2 separate regions of the Homo sapiens genome follow, and region 2 is linked to region 1. Evidence: chromatin loops called from intact Hi-C (ENCODE). Cell type or tissue: heart right ventricle. All regions are shown on one strand. Region 1 has its middle 54 kb from the start of LINC00485. Region 2 overlaps DRAM1 (DNA damage regulated autophagy modulator 1).

Evidence for each region. Hi-C counts contacts between places; a loop is a spot of excess contacts. Peaks named below come from ENCODE experiments on the same cell type or tissue, not always from the same donor. Only the 100,000 strongest peaks of a DNase experiment are listed, where the experiment ranks them.
Region 2: a loop joins it to region 1, with 4 times the contacts of the local background. A loop is called at or near these places in 22 of 110 quality-filtered maps.

The regions. Positions count from the first base shown.
Region 1 is chr12:102,766,042-102,774,041 of GRCh38, forward strand. No RefSeq gene overlaps it. Among named protein-coding and RNA genes, the nearest start is that of LINC00485, 54 kb to the right of the region's middle. In heart right ventricle, a CTCF peak has its summit at 3,713 (motif pointing left); a DNase peak (open chromatin) is centred at 3,710.
Region 2 is chr12:101,921,535-101,929,534 of GRCh38, forward strand. DRAM1 (DNA damage regulated autophagy modulator 1) reads left to right here. Exons shown (of 7, transcript NM_018370.3): 7 at 1-2,078. Among named protein-coding and RNA genes, the nearest start is that of DRAM1-AS1, 39 kb to the right of the region's middle. RefSeq lists an enhancer at 1,810-3,009. In heart right ventricle, no CTCF peak of the experiment used is centred here; a DNase peak (open chromatin) is centred at 4,017; H3K27ac peaks cover 5,818 bases.

The DNA.
Region 1 (8,000 bases):
AATGACATGATAAAGCATATTTGACAGCAATAGTCAGAGGAAAAGGCACAGTGGGAACGGAAGAGCTCTGTGGGACGTTGCTCATGCCTTTGGAACAGAAGAAAAATACCTCTGCCTCTCGATTTGGAGACCCAGGCTGGTTGGAATCTGACAAGGACTTATTACTTTAGAAACGTTTTTCAGGGATTTGATTTCATCCCCTGGATTCTCTTTGCCTGGTGATGGATGTTTTTCTCCTTAATATTTTTTGATGCTGTGACTATTTGTGTGGTTTGTGAGTTAGATATTGGGAGGGGGTCAGGAGAGGAAAAAGACACAGAGAGAGAAAGAGTAAAAGACACAGAAAGACAAAGAGATAGAGAAGGGAGGGAGGAAGAAAAATGCCCACAACTGTAAGTGAGTGGAAAAGAGTGGATGAAGAGCAGTGAGGAAAGGAGATGGGATGTCAGAGGAGGGTGGATGCTAGGAGGATCCAGGTCAGGGCCCTCCCTTCATTTGGGATGGATGGTCTTTATACTTAAGGCTGGTCTTAGTGTGTTCTGATGGGTACTTATGTAATCTCTGTCTTCTTTCCAAGAGGCACAAAACTAGAATTTCTGGTCTCACCTTCAGTCCTAATAACTCTTTGCCTCCTGCCTTGCCATGAAATCTCTTCCCTAATTGTTTTTCTGCCACCATCACTCCTGTCCTTCCTATCAAAGACTACATGGTCTGGCTCAGGGACATTTACATTTATGTGTTAGAACTTTCTCAGGCTGTTATACCCCAACTTAATCTGGTCCTACCACACTTAAGTCTTTTGCCCATCTTCCCCCAGTGCCTTTGGCTCCCTTCTCTGGGCATAGCCTGAGACAGGGTTTCATGCTCTGCTTGGCCCACTCTCCACTCATCTGAGTACAGATTCCCCCTGGAATGTATTCCAAATAGCCCAGTGTTTCCCAAAGTGTGTTTTCTGGACCATCTGCTTCAGAGTCATGGAGTTGGGGTAGAGAAAGGGAAAAAAGGGATTTTTTTTAACATGCAGATTCCTGGGCTCGGTTCTCCAACCCCTAAACCAGACTGGGGACTGGAGGTGGGGGCAATTTTGAAAATATGCAGTTTTAATCCTTGACCCAGGATTGCGAAATATAGTAAAGTTTAAGAACCTCAGCAAGACCAGCCTTCTGGCTTCCCAGATTCTTTCTCCTTCAAGACCTGGCTCAGAAGATCAGAGACTCCCCTCCCGCAACACACAGGGTAATGTCAAAAGCCTGGGCCACACACCTTACACAAATCACTTAAACTCTCCAGGCCTTTCTCATCTTAAAGCAGGGGGCAGCATTGAAGTCACAAGTAGGAACAAGGACAGGACAGGTGACATCTAGACAGGAATGACGCTGGCCTGATGGGAATTAGGGGAACTGGAAGCTGCAAGCTTCAAGCAGGCAGCTGCTCCTCCAGTGCAGTCAATTGTGGCCAGATGGGAATGGGGCCCAGAGATGCCAAATCTTCTGAAATTTTTAGGGAAGCTAGAAATCAGAATTTCTATGTAACATTTCCCAATTTTTTTTTTTTTATTCTCTGGCTAATTTCTTTTTAACGGGCCAAATAAAATTACACATGTGGGGCATATTTTAGCTGTTGAGTCCACATTTGCAATCTCCAGACTAAGGCTCCCTAAGGTTGCTTTCCACACGAGAGTGCTGGCATACGGCGATCCTGAAGCCCCCTGGTTAAACAGGTTGTTCTGTTGCTGGTTGGAGCTTCCCAGCTGATCCCTCTGCTTTCCAGGAAAACCCCACAGCTCCCCTTGTTCTAAGAATCACTAAGGTTCTCAAAGCTTAGTGTGCATCACAGTCACTTGGAGGGCTTAGTTAAAACACAGCTTGTTGGGTCCTACCCGCAAAGTTTGCGATTCACAATGTCTGAGTTAGGACTTGAGAATCTGCGCTTCTTACAGACTCCCAGCTGCTGAAGCTGCTGGTCCAGTGTTGGCACGTTGAGAACCATGGCTGTAGACCCATTACTCACTACTTGTTACCTATGATGTTTGCTTTCTCCTTAAAACCAGCACTCAGGGCTGGGTGCGGTGGCTCATGCCTGTAACCTCAGCACTTTGGGAGGCCGAGACCGGTGTGGATCACCTGAGGTCAGGAGTTTGAGACCAGCCTGGCCAAACATGGCGAAACCCCGTCTCTACTAAAAGTACAAAAATTAGCCAGGTGTGGTGGCAGATGCCTGTAATCCCAGCTACTCAGGAGCCTGAGGCAGGAGAATCACTTGAACCCAGGATGTGGAGTGAGCCAAGATCGCGCCACTGCACTCCAGCCTGGGCAACATGAGTGAAACTCCATCTCAAAAAAAAAAAAAAAAAAAAAAGGAAAAGGAAAAAAGAAAAAAAAAAAGAAAACCATCACTCAGGTTTTAGCTTCTCTCTCATTCCTGAGTCACTTCGTACTGCAATACTTTGTGCCTTCCTGGTGTTGCTCACATGATCAAGAACTCATTTTAACAATAGCTGCCATGTTTGAGTGCTTACAGTGTGCCAGCCATTTGTCCAAACACTTTACTGTGTAATCGTCATCAGACCTTACTAAGGAAGGTATCATCCTCAATCTCTACATGAGGAAACCAAAGCCTGGTCTACATGAGGAAACCAAAGCCTGGAGAAGTTAAGTAACTGGCTTAATATCACAGAGTTTAGTGAATGGTAGAAACAAGGTCCCAACCCAAACTGTCTGGCTCCAGAGATTGGTTGTCATATAACTTATAGACCAAGCTGCAACACTTTTGAGAGTGACACGAGATACTATTAATAATTATGCCAGGACAACAGATATAAACCAAGACTGACCTTGGCAAACCAGGACATGAGGTTGTCCAACATATTCTGCCATTTTAAATGTACTCGTTGAATGGTTACAATCTTGTGAAAAGACGACAGGCTTTACAGCCAGCCAAATTCAGGCTTAATTGAGCAGAGGCGTGAAAGTACCCAACACAGTGCCTGCTGCATGGTAGGAAATCGGTAGATACCTGTTTCCTTCTGCCAAGTTTCTAATCCTTTGCTGGGCAACATGGGCAAGTGTAACATGTAGCCCTTATTCTGGAAGCCCTTACAATAGAGTTGATAGAAAAAAGGAACATAAATGAAAACTTTTAAAGATTATTCTAAGACTTTAGTAATCCGAGGCTGAGCATAAGAGTTCAGAGATGGTGATTCTCTTAGCTTTTGAATTTTTAGGTGAGTAGAAATTTGAACTGTGTCTTGAAGACTGAGTAGAAGGCAGGAAGGTTAGAATTGGGTATAGCTAAAGAAAGACTGAGTTTATTCAGAAGTGTCTCTGTGACATAAGTTTGTCAAATATTTCAGCTCCATTCCAACCATAGTAGTATTCCAGATACAATGAAACAGGGACACACTTTTGTTGTATTTTATTTTTTCAGTGTTGTGCACTCACGAACCCCTAGAGAGCCCAGATGAGGACTTGATTCTCCCAGGCATGGAAGGACAGACAGAGAAACTTCTTAGGAGCATTGGTCTGTGGTTTTCAAGACCTTCTGTTATTTAGGAATTTTGAACAAACTCCTGCCCCCGCAATGGTTTTCACAGTAAGAGCAACAGCTGCGGGGTACTTATTCCTCCCTGATTTATGTAAAAAGGAAGAGCAACTTCATCATACTTTTTCTCAGTCCCAAGTGCGGGAAATTCTAAACAGGCTCAACACCACCCTCTAGTGTGCACAAAGGGCGGACGTGGGAATTGAAGCCTGTTCATGACAAAGGCAGATGGTGAAGACTGGAGAAGGTAGAGGGAGAGAAACATCCTTGTATCTGCAGGAAGCCCATGAATTAATATATATCCAAGTGCTCTAAGGTAAAGTACTTCTTTAATAGAAAGATCTAAGGGAGCGCTTCCAAAAGAAAGAATATAATGTTCTGTGAAATACTAATCCCACGAGATTCCGTCCGCACGCGCTCTTTTTTTTTTTTTTTTTTTTTTTTATACTTTAAGTTCTAGGGTACATGTGCACAACGTGCAGGTTTGTTACATATGTATACATGTGCCATGTTGGTGTGCTGCACCCATTAACTCGTCATTTACATTAGGTATATCTCCTAATGCTTTCCCTCCCCCCTTCCCCCACCCCACTCTTAAAGTGCCCCACGGTTAACTAAGTTTGGAATCCTCTACACATCATTACAGTCTTCTGCAAGCCCCTGTTACAGCTTCAGTGTTTAGGAAAGCTGTTGGGAAGTTATGCAGTGATGAAAAATCCACTTCCCACAAACATTTGACCCCTGAACTTTTTTTTTTTTTTTTTTTTTTTACCTCTACAAGCCCCATGTCATCCCCTAACACAACTTCTCATGGAACGTACTTTGGGCAATGCTACTAGAAAAAGTACAAATGAAGTTCTTACCTCCGGCTTCCCATTTGATGAAACAAGTCCTGTCCCATAGGCTTCGATGGCTCCACTCTGCTTGCAAAGATCAAACTCTAAAGTAAACCAATAGAGCTGATCAAGGCACAAAATGGAAAAAGAATGGAGCGGTGACTGAAACCAAATATCTAATCAACAGTGCCAAGGACTGGAAGATCCCTCAAGAGGCTGAGAGGCAACCCAGTTCTTCCCCACTTCAACCCCATCCCGATCTTCAGGCAGGACAGAGAGCCTTCGTACTGCTCTCCTAATGCATCATCCTCAGTCCCCTGGACCCCGCTTCTTTCAAAGTTCAATTATATCTGAGGCTTAGTTCAAGGGTCCTCTTCTTCAAATCTTCTCATGACTCGGGGGCCCACTGAGCATTTCCTTTCCTTCAGTTAGATCACCCTTTCGTGTATTCATTAAAAGCACATTGAACACTTACCATATGCATGATACAGTGCTGGGAAATACAGATCTGAAATAGACAAAGATCCTACCCCCCAGAGGAGCTCACAATTTCTACCACTGGAAGAGGAATGAAGAGAAGACAACGAAGGCTCAGTTCTAAGGAAGGCTTCAGCAGATGAAGATACAGTAAGTTGCGGGCACATTGCCTTGTAGAACATATCCAACAGCATTCTCACCATGATCACATCAAGTTATCAGAACACAGCCTGCCTCAGGTTAAGCACTCTATGGATGTTAGCTTTTATTTGTGTTGTTATTATCATTCTTGCTATTATGTATTACATTTATGTTGTATTACTTTTTTTCTTATTCTACTGTTCCTGTACAATAAAATTGAAGGGTAAGATGCTATCTCCACCACAAATGGTTTAGTTTGTGAAATTACTGCAATACTCAGTGATTGCTGTGATTGCTGATAAATATCAATGCCAATGACACTTTATTCCTCTCCCTGTAAAATGATGCTACCAGTAACTATCTTTTCAGATTTCATTGATTCGTCAATTTTTCTTCATTCATTGAAATAATATAAGGTTTCCATTATGTGCCAGACTCTGTGCTAAGGAAAGGGAATATAATAATAAGACAGACAAAGTCCCTGCCCTCCTGGAGTTTGCTACATCTCAGAATTGTGGAGATTTCAGTGAGATTACTTTATATGTGTGCATTTTCTGATATGAAAGGCTGGGTAAATGTAGAGTATTATTATAACTTAACAACCCACCAACACTACTGCTGTCAAGCATAGCCTCCAGTCTCTGAAATAGAGAATCTCACTGTGCTTACCTGGCACAGTGCCTGGTTTCATAGGCACCTTCAGAAATGTCTGCTTAATGAATGAATGAGTGGAAGAATTAATTAGAAACATTATTACTAAATTTCATTTTCTACATAAATAATAATCATGATGAAATGAAGGGGGGTGAATGGGAATACCTATGAATTAGTCAACTCTTGTTACATGGTAATTATGACATTGTGTACTTTTTTATCATTGTCCTCCTAGCAACCATGGTGTTCAGTATCAATATTCTCATTTTACAGATGAGCATAAATGAAGTTCAGGGATATTAAGTAACTTTCCCAGGGCTTCAAAATTATAAGCACAAATAATAACGGAATCAGTGGCCTGAGAACACACTCACATTTTCCTTCTCCTTTAAGGGGTAGTTTCATTCTTTTCCCCAGACCCTATTTTATTATTGAGGAACATGGTCTTCTTTTCCAGATTAAACTAAATGGGGATGGATGAGGTGATGAGTTCCACCTAATGTGTCACAGCTGGAGATGCGTGTCATGGCCATTAACTGAAATTAATGCCCTGAAGGCAATCATTACCAACCCCAGCCTAATAGAAACCAAGGGCATCTCTGATAAAACAGTTTTGATTTCCTCCCAACATTTTCCAAATAAAGTGAAACAAACAACAGATTTCCTTAACACCAAAAGATGTGTTGTCGCTGAGCGGATTGAATCTTGATACAGAACTCAGTTACAAGGTAACAGGACCAAAGAAGGTCTAACAGTCACCTATTTGAACCGTTTTCTTGATGATGAATCTTCTCTAATGCTCCCTTCCCCAAATGCCCTCTAGCCTATGCTTGGATACTCCTAGTTGGAGAATTTCTTCATGCTTAAGATAGCCCATTTTATCTTTAGAGTGAGCTTATTGGAAAGTTCACTGCATGTTGAGCTGAAACCTGCTTCAAGTGGCTTCTCCTCATTGTTTCTAATTTTCTTCCTGGGAGTCACTAGGAAATGTGATTTGCCATCCCCAGGAATAGTGTTTCCAGACTACTCCTATGGTACTTGCTCTACTACACACTTATACACTCAATATTTTTATTCAACTCATTATAACTTTACCTATTTTAATCTACAACTAAGCAATAAAATCTGTGAAATCATAGGTTGATGTGTTAGCTTTATGGTTTTCTAACACATATTAATATTATTAATGTATTATTAATTATATATATTGTTTGTGTTATACATTATTTATATTAATGTATTATTAATTATATTATCATTAATGTATCAATGGTAGTATGGCCATCCCATTTGGGAAACACCATGCATATCCCTTCTCTGTATATACTAGTTGAAAATAACAGCCAATCTTCATCGAGTTTCCAGTTGGACAAACATTCTTAGTACTTTCAATTATATAATATAGAGTGAAATTAATTTACTACCTTGGTTATTTGCCTCCAATTTGTCTGTATGCCTATTTAGGTTTGGGGGCCAGTCTCAAATACAGTACTCTCATTATATATGCTATGATTTTATTAATCTGTGTTTCCATTAGCCTTGGAAGTCAGACTATGTATTTCTAAAGAGTTCACTGGTCCTCAACATCTTTAAGTCTTTGTTACCTGCACCAGCATATCATCCTTCCCCATCTTGTTCCTTCTTTTGGAAACAAGTATAAGAGCTTTCATCAATCCTCACTGCATTTCATCTTGGCCTATCAATTTATAACCTGCGAAGATGCTTGTTGATTCTGATTCTGTTACCTAAATTATTCATTTTCTCTCCAATCCTCTAATTATATATATATATTTGATAAACATGCATTTTGTATTTTCATGTAAATCACTGACAGGCATGTGGTCCTAGAAACTTGCTTCCAGATTAATATTGGTCCATCAATCATCTTGCTTTAGGCACTAGTTACTATAATCAAATCCATGTTTATTATTAATCCTCTAGAGGCTTTTGTCATTTAACATGGCCTATATAATACTCTGGTAATTACTTCTTACATACTGATGTACCACCCATATGAACACTTGATTTTTGTAAGATTACTAAAGAATTCTTTAAACATCACTCTACTCTGGAAGTTATAATAAGGATTATTGAGTTCCAACTTATCCATTTATTGGACCAAACACTTGACCTATACTGAGCATTTTAACTGCAATAAGTTCATAATAATAAAGATTACTATCCTGAAGATATTGGAGGAAGATATTGGAGATCCTGAAGATTTTTAAGGTCATAACACCAAGCTAAGTAACCTGGTTGGTAGGTGGAGAAGATAAGATTCAAACTCAGGTCTGTCTGACATCAAAGTCCAATCCATTTCTATTGTAAGATGGTCAGCTCAGAATGGAAAAC
Region 2 (8,000 bases), 840 kb before region 1:
ACAAAAAATGGAGAGCTCTTATTTTTGTACAGATTCTGTCGTTTTTGTTTTATTTGTGTGAGATTTATGGAAATACACTAAATGAGTAATTCAGGTTCAGTACATTTATTACAAAGTGAAATCAGGGGATATTCATTTGTAAATTTTATTCTTAGTGAATGAACTGTATAATTTTTTTTATCAGGAGAGCACTTATAAAATTCAATTTATAAAGATCATATACCCAAATCATAAAGATTTAGTTGATACATTAACACTAAGATACTCTGATTTTTAGCCGAACTAAACAAAGTGCTTCTACTGAGAGGCCTTTATACCACCATGTACAGTAACTCTAAGTGAATACGGAAGACCTTGGTTTTGAAATTCTGCCACCTTGTTTCTCCCTGCTCATGAGGTCGCACCTTTTGCTCTTGCTGCTAATTGCCCATTCGTAGTGGGTGTAATGCCAGGTGGAATGGTTTCAACAAGTCAGGTGAAAACCATCCTTTATTGTTGCTGGCACAACTTGATATATAGTCTGACTCAGAACTGAAGCTCACATCTCAAATTCATTTCATGCCAGTAAATGTGGCAAAGAGAAGAAAGGCCCAAGAGCGAGACAAGAAGAATGGAGAAGGGGGCAGCCAAGAAGAACTTCTGGGTTCAGGGTACTGTTTATTTGCTCCTTCTCTTCATGCCTGTGGCTGGATGTCCCACAACACTATAAGAAATATAAGTCAAGCCCTTTGTGTTAAGCAAGAACTACAGACTCCATCTTTTCACCCAAATCATGAATGACCAATAAAAAGCAAGTTATTCCAGAGGAAGAAGCAGCCCTTGAAATGTTAAGGCTTAGGCTTGAAAGGTGAAGAGCAGGAATTCTCTCTTTCAAATCCTAGAGCATAAACCCATGTGTGGCCAAGTGAGATCAGCCCTCAAGGGCACATGCCAAGGGCAGAGCAGCCCATGTAGACAGCTTCGGAGGGCATGGGGGTGTAGGGAGTTCGGGGTAGCTCCTCATTAACTATTTGTTGGGTGAGTAAAGGGGTGAGGCTCAGTGGCAGGTACCTCTGCAATGACAAGCTGCCTCCCCTCTATGTGTTTAGCATATGTTATTAGAACATGTCCGACACCCCTACCGCTGCCATTTGGGCCCTTTAATAAAGCCAAGTAGAGAAATCTGGCAATAAAAGGCAAATGTAAGCATGCTTTCTTTAAGACGCATCATAAATGGTTTTCTTTAAGTGAATGGAAGAGTTTGACAGAGATACACCTTTGTAAGAAAACATTAAGAATGCTGGCTGGCTGTGGTGGCTCACACCTGTATTCCCAGCACTTTGGGAGGCCTAGGCAGGAGGATTGCTTGAGCCTGGGACTTCGAGACCAGACTGGGAAACATGGCAAAATCCCATCTCTACAACAAAAATACAAAAATTAGCCAAGTGCGGTGGTGTGCCTGTAGTCCTAGTTACTTGGGAGGCTGAGGTGGGAGAATCACCTGAGCCCAGGAGGTGGAGGCTGCAGTGAGCCATGCCAATGCACTCCAGTCTGGGCAACAGAGTGAGACCCTGTCTCAAAAATAAATAAATAAATAAATGAATAAAGAGAATGCTAATCATTTCTGGGTTCACTGCGACTCACTGTAGTGCTGGGGATCCCCCTTGTAACACTGGAACTGAAAGACAGTGATGAAAGCTATGTCAAGCATTCATTATTCTGAAGAGGAGGAGAAATGCCACATACCTTTCCCATGGGACCTGTGGTGGAATGAATCCATACTTCTGCCTCACTTCGAGCAGACTTTTGTTCTCGGCGCTCCTCACGATGGAGTTTCATGCTTCATTTTCACATCTCTCTGCACAATTAGATTGGGAGCTCCTTGAGGGCAGAGTACGTGCCTTAATCTTTATCTTTGTAATGCCACAATGAACAGAGTGCCTCCTGGTACACTGTAGGAGCTTAAGAAATACTCACTGAATGCATGAATGAATGAATGAACAAATGAAGGAATGACTAAGGATGTTTGTAGTGCTATAATATAGAATGGGATTTACTCTGCTTTACCAGTTAGTTTCATAATAAACAAATAGTCTGTATCGCCTGGTAATGTTGACTGTTTTTCTTTGTGTACTGTAAACATTTCAGTTGTTTCGGCATCACCATTCTATGACAACAATCTTCAACCTGGACAGTTACCACAGAAAATTGTTACACGGGCTAGACCAAATGGTACACCTACCTGTCTTGGCAAACTGAGAAGGCCAAAAAAATCACTCCAGACAACCATATTCAGCAGATTCCATGCGACCTCTAAACCCGGTCTTATTCGGATTTTGGTATTATTTCTAATATCCATGAACTTGCATTTCCTTGTACCTTATGGCTGAAATAGTTAAATGAAATGAAATATTTATTTTAAAATTTGTTTTTCTGTTTTTGAGATGGAGTCTCTTTCTGTTGCCCAGGCTGGAGTGCAGTGGCGCGATCTCGGCTCACTGCAACCTCTGCCTCCTGGGTTCAAGGGATTCTCCTGCCTCAGCCTCCCGAGTAGCTGGGACTACAGGCGCCCACCACCACGCCCAGCTAATTTTTTGTATTTTAGTAGAGATGGGGTTTCACTGTGTTAGCCAGGATGGTCTCAATCTCCTGACCTCATGATCTGCCTGCCTCGACCTCCCAAAGTGCTGGGACTACAGGCGTGAGCCACTGCGCCTGGCCCAGTAATTTGTTTTGCTGTTAAATTAGAAAATATCACTTGGCTACTACTATGAAGTAGATTTATCTGGGAGATGATTCCAGATCCATTTGGACTTTATAAAGGTATGATTACGATTTAAACCTTATGCTTTCTTAATTCATGTAGTTTTCCACGTGGGCACGATTGGTTCATCTTCGTAGATTCTCAAACGTTAGCATCAGAAGTTTATGTCACTCAAGATTCAGAGATGAAGAGATCAGAAATCCAACAAGAAGGAGAAAAGGGAATCAGAAATCCAACAAGAAGGAGAAAAGGGAATCAGAAATCCAACAAGAAGGGGAAAAGGGAATCTATATTGCCTCAAGTAACTGAGACATTTAGGAGTGGAACTGGCTTTATGGGGGCTGGATCTAAAAGTGCCATTAGGACTCCAACTTCTCTTTCCTCCTCTCAGCTGGCTTCATTCTCAGGCAGGCTTTCCCCTGATAGAAGTGACAGGGCATCTAGAACCCCCAGACCCACAACCTATCCACAAAAAGAGGTGGAAAGAAAGGACTTCTCAACAGTTCCAACCACAAGCCCATGAATTGTCTCCCATTGGCTGGCTTGGATCACATGCCATTGGGAGGTCTGAGGCTCTGATTGGTCAGACGTGAGTCACATGTTCACCTCTGGAGCAGGGAGGGGTCAACACCGCCGAAACTAGTGGGCTGATGGTGGCTGAAGGTTGTTTCTCAGAAGAAAAGGGTGGAAATGGGTCTCTAACAGACAAAAAGCAGCAGATTCCACTGTAGAATTAAAACCCCCTTTCCCTTCATACCCTCCCCGCCCAAAAGGCAACCTAACTCGCTTCACAGTAAACCAAAATATACTTGCTAATAACCTTTTCGAATTTGAAAGTAAATAAGCCATTTAGATAATACAAAAACCTTGTGTTAACTCCAAAGTTATGTTTATATTTTTAAAAAGTTCTTGTTTTCTTATTTAGTGTCTCTTATTTAGAATCAGTTTTCCTGATTTCTAATCAAGTGGGTCTTTTTTTTTTTCTTTTTTAACATTAACACTGAGGATTCCACAGAAATTGCATTTTATAAACCAAATTAAGTGCATCAGTGTTGTGCTGTGTTTGGGTTTCCTAACATTCCTTACATGTGGCATTGTCCCATGTTCCCATTTTTACTCAGTTGGAGACACACTAGTCTGGTGTTTGAGCCTGGAATGAGGAAAGGGGAGTGGGAGGAAGATAAGTGGTATCCCATTCTCTCCCACTGCCTGATTCTGGCAAGCCAGTAAGCCCAGCCGTCTCCCCACACACATACTCTTGGTCTGGCTCTGAATGCCCCACATTCTCCAGTCCAGAATGTCATGCATCTGCATCATGTCTGTTGCACAAGAGAGCAACCACAGCCTCAAGCCCTGGAGGAGAAGCCTCTGACTCTCCTTGGTCACTCCCAGCAGATTCATCTTCATTTTTTTTTTTTTTTTTTTTTTTTTTTTTAGACAGAGTCTCGCTCTTGTCGCCCAGGCTGGAGTGCAATGGCGTGATCTCGGCTCACAGCAACCTCTGCCTCCCGGGTTCAAGCGATTCTCCTGCCTCAGCCTCCCAAGTAGCTGGAATTACAGGCGCATGCCACCACGCCCAGCTAATTTTTGTATTTGTAGTAGAGACAGGGTTTCACCATGTTGGCCAGGCTGGTCTCAAACTCCTGACCCCAGGTGATGCACCCATCTTGGCTCCCCAAAGTGCTGGGATTACAGGCGTGAGCCACTGCGCCCGGCCCCAGATTCATCTTCTAAAATGAAGGGTAGCAGTTTTCCAGACCCATGTTGGAGGTGGCAGTGACCTCCAGAGTCCATGCTTGGAAAATGCTGAGGAAGATGTCAACAATCTGCCTTGTGGTTTAAGACGGGGTGGCGTGGGGTGCCTGGAAAGCCTGTGGTTTAGGTAGTTCCTCAGCAAGGAGCACTGCTCTGTGCCCCACCATCCTCAAGGCCAGTTCCACCTCTGGACGACTCAGTTACATGAGCTGATAAAGTCTCTAACTTCAATAAACTGGAGTTAGACTTCAGATGATTTTACCTGTAAGAGTCCTGACTGATAATGGATACACAAGAGTTCCCCTAATATGAAAATACAGTAAACAACTATCATCTAGAGTCATTTTTATTTCATTTTTTTCTTTTGCATTTTTTTTTCAGTACAGACTTGCCTTCACAGGAAAGATCATTTTTATATAAGTGGATTCAGCTGCCCCCACTCACAACCCTCACCCCCTGAACCATTTATTTCAAAAAATTTGAGTAATATTTTCACAATTCAAAACTCAAAACAATATGAAAAGGTATACTGTGAAAAGCCTTTTTGCTTTTCCCTACCTGCATTTACTCAATTCACTCTCTCCTTGCAGATATCCACTTTTTTTTTTTTTTTTTTTTTTTTAACGACAGAGCCTTGCTCTGTCGCCCAGGCTGAAGTGGAGTAGCATGATCTCAGCTCACTGCAACCTATGCCTCCTGGGTTCAAGCAGTTCTCCCTGCCTCAGCTTCCCAAGTAGCTGGTATTACAGGTGCCCACCACCACACCCAGCTAACTTTTGTATTTTAGTTGAGACAGGGTTTCACCATGTTGGTCAACTCCTGACCTCAAGTGATCCGCCTGCCTTGGCCTCCCAAAGTGCTGAGATTACAGGTGTGAGCCACTGTGCTCAGCCTAGGTATCCACTTTTTATCAGATTTTTATGAAAATACAAGCCAAAACAAATATTTTAACGTTTTCCTTTTCATTTTCACCCCAAATTAGTATACTGTAAGAACAGTTTTGAGCCTTACTTTTTTGACATAGCAATGTATCTTGGAGATGTTTCCTTTATCAATACATAGAGATCTCCCTCATTTTTAAGGTTAATTTGCTTTGTTTTATACCTTACAGTATTCCATTGTATGGCTGTGCCATCATTTATTTAGCAAGTTCCCTATCTGATGAGCAATTATGTGGTTTCCAAATTTTTGCAATTACAAGTAGATGACCTTGTACATACATCATATCACACATGTGCAAGGAAATCTCTAGGACAAATTCCAGTGAGTGGGATGTTGGAAACTTCATCTGTTATTTTGCAAATGTTATCTTGCCTTTAGAACTTTTTTACTTGAATATTTTTGTTAGGAACCTCTTTTTCTTTTTTGTTTCTTTCTTTTTTTTTTTTTTTAAAGGCTGGTCAAGTGCAGCAGTGAGAGTGGAGAAGGAAGAAAAAAATCTGTAACTGGGCTGGGCATGGTGGCTCACGCGTGTGATCCCAACATTTTGGGAGGCTGAGGCGGGTAGATCATTTGAGTCTAGGAGTTCAAGACCAGCCTAAGTAACATAGCAAGACCCCATCTCTACAAAAAAATTTAAAAAATTAGCCAAGAATGGTGGTGCAAGCTGTGGTCTCAGCTACTCAGGAGGCAAGAGGGGGGTATCGCTTGAGCCTGGGGAGGCAGAGGTTGCAGTGAGCAGAGATCGTGCCACTGCACTCCAATCTAGGCTATAGAACGAGACTTTGTCTCAAAGAAAACTAAACTAAAATAAATAAATCTGTAACTGGTTGCGATCAATTAGTTGTAAACACCACTGCACTCGGACAAGCCAGGAATCTTTGTGATTACACACATTTTCTTCTAACCTGAGGATGCTGAATATAAGTTCATGTTTCCTTGGTGACTCAGTCATCCATGACTGTAGATCAGGTGCAAATGTGGATTTTGCAGTAGATGGTGTGGGACAGAGGCCTGCCAACTTGGTCACGGGTCTTCTACACACACCTCTTCTGTTCCCTCTTTTATGTAACCACCTACTGCAGGGAATGCAAGGCTGTGTGCTCCTCTTTCTGCTGACAGCAGAACTCACCTATCTTCTGCCTCCTACCCCAACCCGGACATGTCTTCTTTTTATGGGCAAGAGTGTCTCCAGTTCACTTGGGTTTTTCATTATGATCTTGCAAACTTTTGCAATTAGTTGCAAAAGTTTTGTCAATGCCTCTTCCAGTTTGTACTCACTTCCTTTTTGGTATCTCGCTGAAGTCCTGTTACTTGTCTTACACTTCTTCCCTATCTTTTGAGAGGATGTATTTTTGTTGTTGTTGTTGTTGTTTTGTTTGTTTGTTTTAAATTTTGAGATGGAGTCTCGCTCTGTCACCAGGCTAAAGTGCAGTGGTGCGAGCTTGGCTCACTGCAACTTCGCCTCTCGGGTTCAAGTGATTCTCCTGCCTGAGCCTCCCGAGTAGCTGGGACGACAGGCGTGTGCCACCACGCCCAGCTAAGCTTTATATTTTTAGTAGAGACGGGGTTTCATCATGTTGGCTAGGATGGTCTTGATCTCTTGACCTCATGGTCCGCCCACTTCGGCCTCCCAAAGTGCTAGGATTACAGGCGTGAGCGACCATGCCCAGCTGGAGACGATTGTATTTTTACAGACATCAACAATCAAGCACAATATTCTCTCCTCTCTGGCAAAGTGATCCAGGACAGAACACCAGGGGCAACCCACAGACCTTTTGATCCTCCCTGACCTTGTAGCTTGGTGGTTACTGCAGAATGACTCAATGAGTGGGGGACACCAGCAATTCAGTAGTCAGAGAGAGAGAGAGAGAGAGAGAGGAAAGAAACTTTACCTTTGAGAAACTTAAAAATTGACTTGGAAATAATCAGCTTTATGTTTGCCTAAATGTATCCTTTATGTCATTTGGAAAAAGAAAATATTATTTGGAATTACCTATGGGGAGGCATCATAATTTTTTCAGTACCAGGTATTCAGGGACTTTCACCTAAAAACTAAGGATATTTCTTCATCTGCTTACATGATCACTTATGTTCTGTTAATACTGATTATTTCCTATATCACAGACACTGTAAGGAGGGCGTTTCCTCATAGTTAACCCTATTTTATTCATGAGGAAATTAAGATGTAGCGAGGTTGTCACCAGATACCAAATGATGGGGCTAGAACCAAACCCAGGACTGTGACTCCTACGGTTAACCTTTGCCATGCTGACAGTGTGATTCCCAGTCACTGCCTTAGGAGTATGAATTAATTTGTCAGCTTTTCTAGGGTTATATAATATAAGGCCTTGAGAAATGAAACCCTTAAGCTGGCAAGTTTAGAAAAATGGGTGAAATGTTTGGATTGCCACTTCAAAACGGCAGGTCCTGGTTGAAGTCTGGGCATCTAAGAATTGTGGGGGTGGGAGCAGGTGATAGGAATCAGGAGTAGAAACAGTAAGAGAGGGTTTGTATGATACACCTGGTCTTTGGTGGGAATGGGGATCAGTTCTTGTATGAG